2 separate regions of the Homo sapiens genome follow, and region 1 is linked to region 2. Evidence: chromatin contacts called from ENCODE Hi-C data. All regions are on one chromosome and are shown on one strand. Each heading gives the region's core, a stretch centred on a gene start or an enhancer-like site at or near the end of the contact. The rest is flanking DNA. Distances are from core to core; before and after follow the strand shown. Region 1 has its middle 290 kb from the start of BMPER. Region 2 has its middle 250 kb from the start of BMPER.

Evidence for each region. Hi-C counts contacts between places; a loop is a spot of excess contacts on that map. Pooled maps may share reads with other maps.
Region 1: a map of gastrocnemius medialis shows a loop between it and region 2 (2.3-fold over the local background). The contact joins two enhancer-like sites. A Hi-C loop is called at or near these places in 1 of 168 maps with a recorded cell type or tissue (gastrocnemius medialis) and 1 of 50 pooled maps.

Annotation. Positions count from the first base shown.
Region 1 is chr7:34,196,335-34,199,848 of GRCh38, reverse strand. No RefSeq gene overlaps it. Among named protein-coding and RNA genes, the nearest start is that of BMPER, 290 kb to the right of the region's middle. Within about 2 kb of position 1,333, at least 2 of the 41 ENCODE cell types and tissues checked have a DNase peak (open chromatin) inside an H3K27ac peak, as active enhancers do; they include gastrocnemius medialis, where a contact is called at or near this core.
Region 2 is chr7:34,156,992-34,160,687 of GRCh38, reverse strand. No RefSeq gene overlaps it. Among named protein-coding and RNA genes, the nearest start is that of BMPER, 250 kb to the right of the region's middle. Within about 2 kb of position 2,172, at least 5 of the 41 ENCODE cell types and tissues checked have a DNase peak (open chromatin) inside an H3K27ac peak, as active enhancers do; they include gastrocnemius medialis, where a contact is called at or near this core.

The DNA.
Region 1 (3,514 bases), core at 84-2,583, 40 kb before region 2:
AGTTCAATAATTCACCTTGTCTGCTTGCATAAAACAGATGTGACCCCCCCAAGCTGACTTGAAAGTCCATTAGTCCATGAGATGCAGTATCTTCCTGTGTATCTACCAGCTGGAAAAGAAGTAGCCCGAGTATGTCCTTGAACTGAGAAGGGGGTGAGTCCACCGCCTCTCCAGTGAACACTCAGGACGGGCAGGTTCCATGAACAGGAAATGGCCTCCTCCCAGGGTGGAATATGTGCCTTTTCAACCCATAAGGATAAAGCTAGCAAATGATTTTGCCCAGAAAAAAAAAAAAAAAAGGGAACTGAAAGAGAATGTCAGTGTTCCAAGTGGAGCCAATTAACTCATTTAGATGGTAAATAGTAATGTAAGTATAAGTGAATGAAATTATTAGACAATTTCAAACTCTAGCTTTGGGGCAGATAAAAAAGTAGGGGAGGAGCAGGAAAGTGATAGCAGGACACAGGAAGTAATCACAGATAAAGGACTGCTGAGTGTGAGGAAATCATCTGAAAGTGCTAGTCAGAATTCATTTGTCTCCCACCTGTAGTCCCTTGGCTTCCACAGCAGGTTCTTTTGCAGATACTCATTCACTGTTTTATGTAATTATTTATGTATTGAACATTTGAAAGAGAAATTCCCCACTTGACATCCCTGAATATGTATATATGTGTGCAGTAGCCAAAAATGACAGAAAGGACCAGCATAAAAGGTGTTCAGTTGATGATTGCGCTCAACTGAAAACAATAGCAGAGAGAGACTTAAAAATTCCTCATCAGGGGCAGATCAGCTCTGATCCAAGCACTGTCTGGATCAGGAAGGTTTATAAGTGAGCTGGGAACTGACCCAGGCCTTTTCTTCTTGCCTTTTCTGGCTAGGGTTTCTCCAGAGCCTTGGTGAGAGGGGTTTTGTAAGCAAGACTAGAAGGGTGTCATGGTTAATGCTGGGTATGCGCTTTGCACCATAAGTCCTCTGGGTACATGTGCACATGCATCTTTACGGATAATTTGCTGGTTTTGTCTGACTAGATTTTGAAGGGGTTTGGGTTGTGAGTTTAGAATACACAAACACGATGCAATTGCAGTTTATTGTTTGCTAAACTGTTCTAAGTCTGTGCCATAATGTGAGTTCAGTCCTTCTCAGCTCATTCTTTTGTTATTTTTATAGATCCTTGTAGTATATAAATAGTATTTATTATTTGTCCATGATTCCTCCTTCCCGCTTTGCCACTGCTGTGACTGTCCTGTGAACAGAGTGTACTTTCCATCCCACTGGCATTGGACTTGGCCATATAACTTGCTTTGAGCAATAGAACATAGATGGAGGAGACAGCATGTTCCAAGGTGAGGCTTTAAGACACATGGCAAGTTTCCTACTGTCCTCATGTACTCTTATGAGCTTCTCATTCACTGTGAGAAGAGTAGAATTCAGGTGGCCTTCAGCCTGAGTCTCAGAATGAGAGCCCCATTGATCAGATATGAACCCAACCTACAGCCTGAAGCCAAGTCCAGCTGAGGCCAGCAAAGCACCACAGAGTCATAGCTGACTCATAGACCTGTGAATGAGAAACAAGTATGTGTTGCTATTTGGGGATTCTTTGTTATGCAGAATCATTGTATCAAAACCTGACTAATGCAAGTCTCAAGTTAAAGACACCTCATATAATATCTAGGAGAATTTCAACACAATTGATAATTGCGTCCCACTCTCCAGAAGGGAGTGGGCAAGTAAGTAACTTTCCTCATTCAGTGTTGCCTAAATATGGCCTGTATCTGGCTGAGAGTGCCAAATATGTTATAAGTAATTTGAAGTCCAGAAATCAGGATAGCATTCTTATATGCTATTGTCTTAGTCCCTTCATATTTCCATAGCAAAATACCTTAGACTAAGTAATTTATAAACAACAGAAACTTATTGCTCACAATTCTGGAGGTTGTCCAAGATCGAGACACCAGCAAAATCAGCATCTGTTGGGAGCTCGTTGGGAGCTCGTTCCTCATAGATGGTGCCTTGTATGTGTCCTCGCATGGTGGAAGGGGCAAACAGGCTCGCTCAAGCCTTTTATCTTCTTTTTTTAAGTTCCGAGGTCCATGTTCAGAATGTGCAGGTTTGTTACATAGGTAAACATGTGCCATGGTGGTTTGCTACACCTATAGACCCATCACCAAAATATTAAGCCCAGCATGCATTAGCTATTTTTCCTAATGCTGTTCCTCCCTCCTCCCCTCCCCATGACAGGCCCCAGTATGTGTTGTTCCCCTCCCTGTGTCCATGTGTTCTCATTGTTCAGCTCCCACTTACAAATGAGAACATGTTTGGTTTTCTGTTCCTGTGCTATTAATGCCATTCCCAATCACCTCCCAAAGCCCCATTTCTTAATATTATAGCACTGGTGACTAGGTTTCAACATATAAATTCTGGGAGCACTTAAACATTCAGACCATAGCAGCTGTAATCCGGGAAACCCTGGGTAACTATTTATAGGTGTTATTTACTTCTTTATTAATACTAATGCAACCATTTATAAAAGGCTCACTGCTAAGTCTTTTACATATGCAGTCATTTTTCTGTATCTATGGGAAATTGGTTCCAGGAGCCCCTTCAGTTACCAAAATTCTCAAGTCCCTTATATAAAATGGTGTACTATTTGCATGTAACCTACATACATCTTCCCACATCCTTTAAATTATCTCTAGGCTACTTATAATACCTAATATACTGCAAATGCTATGTAAATAGTGCTGAATACTACATTGCTTAGAGAATAATGACAAGAAAAATGTCTGTACATGTTGAGTACACGTTCCATTTTTTTCCATATATTTTTGGCCCACAGTTGGTTGAATTTACAAATGAGAAACCCAGGGATATGGAGGGCTGGAATTATCTATTTAGTCCTCAAAATAACTAAATAGGATACTTATTACTATTTTACAGAAACCAGAGCACAGAGAGATTAAGAAAAGCATCTAAAACCACATGAGTATAAGTAGTGGAGCCAACACTTAACCCCAAACAGTCAATCTCCAAAGTATCTTAAACTGCTCCCTGTTGAAGCCTATACCCCTCCATGGGGCTTACAAAAGGGTGTTTACACCTCCTTACCATGCTTCCACCCCTGCCTTTTGCTTCCCTCGGGATTCACTGACTTAGGATCTTGACACGAGTCTGCGGAGACCACATGTAAACAGATCCCATGTGCTGTAAAGCCCAGGAAGATGCAGAGGGCATCCAGCTCTCAGGCAGGAAGGTGGCCCTGTGATCTGGCGAGCTCTTGTCAGCCACCTGGGTGTGGGCTATGGCTGGCCTGTTCCTTACCGTAGTAGGTGTTCACAAAAACCGCAGTTGTTTTTTTACCATGACGTTTCTTTTCTTTTCCAGGATAGGCTATGCTTCTTATTTTTCCCTTCAGATACTCAATATCCCTTGTCCCCACTTTGCTCTTACTGCTCTTACATCTTTGTGTATTTTTCTTCGGTTTACAGTCTTTGCTTTTACTGCCCTCAAAATTCCT
Region 2 (3,696 bases), core at 923-3,422:
CCCAAGGTCCAGGCATCAGTCAGAGTCCAGCTCTCACCATCCCCAACATCCAGCCAGCCCATGCACTTAGAAGGCTGGGCCATCTGGAAATCTGCCTCCATCACAACAGGCTAGACATTTGGATGACAGATCACAGCTTTGATGAAGCTCAGTGGCTGCTTTTAACAAGAGCAACTTGTTGCCATGTGTCACAAAGGCACATTCCTGAAAACAATGTGGGTTAGACCAGGCAGTTCATAGGATGAGTCTTGGAACTGGATTTTATTTCCTTCCAGTTGTTCGGAGGTGACATAGATAAAGCCACAACTGCATGACTCTTGTGTGAAGCAGCTCCTCTCAGACTGTGATGCAAAAATATCTCTGTGGTTGTATCTGATGCATCTTTGCTGTTTGCCTCACAGTCTCTCCCTGTCTCCTACTGGGCCTCTTATTTCATAGTAAAAAGAGTTGTGTACTTAGGCTCGGAGCCTAACAAATGAACGATGCAAGAAACAAATGAAGTTGCAAGCATTACTGCTATAAAGATAACACATGTTAAGTGATGTGGGGTTGATAATATTCATACACATTATTTAGGCAAACATTTCAATACACTCGCTCTCACAAAACAGTCAAATTGGCCTAATGATATGAACAATAAGTCATGGAACCGATTTCAAGAAAAACAAATTTTGCTTTGCAAAATCGCATTCAGAATATATGCACTGGAAACCTACTTATAAAAAAAGTAGCTTGTAAAAATAATTTACAATTATTAAGTGAAATTAGATAGAATTTGAATCCAATAAAACAAGATTTCCAAAATTTTTGAAAACAATTATTTTACCAAGATTTTTATGATAAAAAATTAAAATGTGCACCATATTGTTCTTTGACATTTTTACAGTTTTTCCCCCTACTTAAAACCAAAGGAAATAAATAACAGATTTGGAAATAATTTCATTTGTATGGAAAATGCCTTCTCTTCTTTGCTGACCTTTCCCAAAGAAGAGGGAGAAACTGATGAATCCACTCTGACCCTCCGGAGCAGTCCAGGCACAGCAAACACCTCCCAGCTCAGCTGGACGTTCTGGTTCCACCGGGAGGCTTTTCTAGCTGCCATCTTTATTTTCTTTAACCAAAGCAACCCAACCATTCTATGGCCTGAACCTCCATGACAAAGCAAAGAAAGGGTGAGGCAATCCTGCTCTGAGTTACTGTGCTCTCAACAGGCAAGTCAACCCTGGTTTGGGGTCTAAATTCTCCTGCCAGGGCCTGGTGGAGTCGGGTGTCTTTGCATGTTCACAGATCATCAGAAAAATTCTTTCAAATACATCTCAGAAAATCACAGGATCAGGACAGTGTGTGGATCATCATGGAAATGACATTGCTTAGGCTGCATTGCTTTGACTATGAAAGCAGATATTCCTCAAGCATCACCCCATAAAACAGAATGGAGAATGCTTTTCAGTGCGATCAAGCCAGTTGTCCTGTGTTCCCTCTAAGGTTCCTGGGGTGTGTCTGGAATGGTAGATGCTGTGGATAAACCTGAATCTTCTCTTCTCCTTCCAGCTTTCATTTTCTTCTGACTGCCTGTTTGTTCTCAGAAATAGTGAAGTGAGCAAATAAGTTTAGGAAGACAGAATCCCCCTGGCCTGACTGTCTTCAAGAGCAAAATGGGAATTCATACCGAGTAGAGAGGGCCCTTTGAACCACCTTCTTCACGGAAGTGCCCACAAGGGGTCAGACCGGAACGCATTGCAGGCTCACGTTGTCACAAGGCAGCCTGCTGGCATGGAGGGAACCCAGCCAGTCTGCTGCCTCCTTCTCCTCCCCAGTGCCCCCCTAACCACTGGAGCCAGAAGGAGCTGTTCAGGATCTGATTCTTTAACTTACATATAGGAACGTGGTGAAAATGACAATATAATAAATGGTATTTACGCTCTTGGAGCCAAGGTGAATCTTTTTCATCACTACAAACATTTCCTTAAGCCCCAAATTTCACAGCTGAAGAAACTTCTCAGGGGAATAACTTAGTTAGCCAAGTTCCCGTTGGAAGAAGCAGAGAAGTAGCTTATGTAAGTTTTTAAGGCCTAAGCTAGGTTATGACACAAAGTGGCTAGAACATGACAGAATTGTTCCAACAGAACTCCGGGCAAGCTGTGTTTCCTGGCGTTTTACTCATAGGTGTCACCCGAGCTGGCGACACTAGCAGGACCAGCTGTTTAGACTCTAAGCCTCCTCTATCCATCAGCCTACAGTCAAGCAAGTCAACAAAAGCAGTGGTGAAATGTATTTACCTTGGAACAGTTCTGTTAAAGCAACCAATGCCTGTCTTCATGCAGTGGAAGACTGAAGGTCAGAAAGAACGCTCTTGTTAGCAGCCTCTTCCTTCCCTTCCCTCTCTAGATGCTCAAAAGACAGATGAAGGAAACACAAACACAGCCTGGTGCAGGAGGCAAGGTGTCTTATAACAAAATGCCTCAAGCCCTACTTGTGTGGATCCCACTAGAAACCAAGGGAAGCCTGAAAAAGCCTCCCAGGGTGTGTAAGTTGCATTGTCACAGCTCAAAAAAGTTCTGTGAATCTGTTACACCTCAGCAGAACCCAAAGCCTGTTGTTCCCTGCACACCCACACTGCCTGTTTGTCTCTCTCCTTATCTACTTAGTTACCTGTTCTTTAAATGCCCAGACTACTCCACTCCTGAAAATTCACACACACACACACACACACACACACACATGCACACACACACACATAGACACACACACACATCTTTGCAAAGGTAAAGGCTACTTAGTCCTCTACCAAGACTCATCTCAGTAGTCACTTTCTCTGGCACTCTTGACACTCTCCCAAACAGAAAACCTCAAATGGGGCTTCCTGAGGCTCCCACGGCCAGTGGTATGGCCCTCTGGTTCGTACCACAAGCCATTCATCCTGCACCGTGACTGTCTGCGGAAGGACCATGTCTTAAACCTAATGTTCAGAATGTCTGTTGAATTAAAGCAAATACAGCTTAGCAGAAAACACTTTGATTGACAGTAGAAATTCTTGTAGATATATTCCCTTGTCAGTGTTCCTTCTGTGGGAAATTGGCACCATCATCGCCACCCAGTTACTCAAGCCAGAGACTGGCCTATCCACCATCCAATCTGTCACAAACTTCTCCCCTTTTTACTTCCTACCTCGTGGTCTTGGGGTTTATCATCTCTCACCTGGACTATCTCAGGGGACTCCCACCTAGTCTTTTGACTGGAAATCCACTTTCATTGCAGTCACTGATCTCACTGAAACAAAGGCCTGGCTGGTCACATCACTCTGTTGCTTAACACCACTCATAGCTGGAGCAGACCTACCCATCTGGTGCCTCAGCCCACCAGGGAGCCATGTGGAGAATGTGTGATGGAGATTTTGGCACCTCCTCCACTCTCAAGGCAGTTGGACAGGACCTAAGATTCCCCAGATGTGACATCTAGCTCCAAGCACCTCAGTCTATTTAGCCCAGTACCTAGACAGATGCGACCTAGTCATGTGACATGACAAGGAGCTAAGACCCCAGCCCCCTAAGACCCCACTCCCACCTCCCAGCCACATCTCACACCTACAAGCTTCACCCTTGCCCTTCAGCCTGCACCTTTTATGGTGCAGCCCCAGGTATGCAGCTATTTGTTACCAGGAGATTTGCTCTCCCTCTACCTGAAACACCTTCCTAC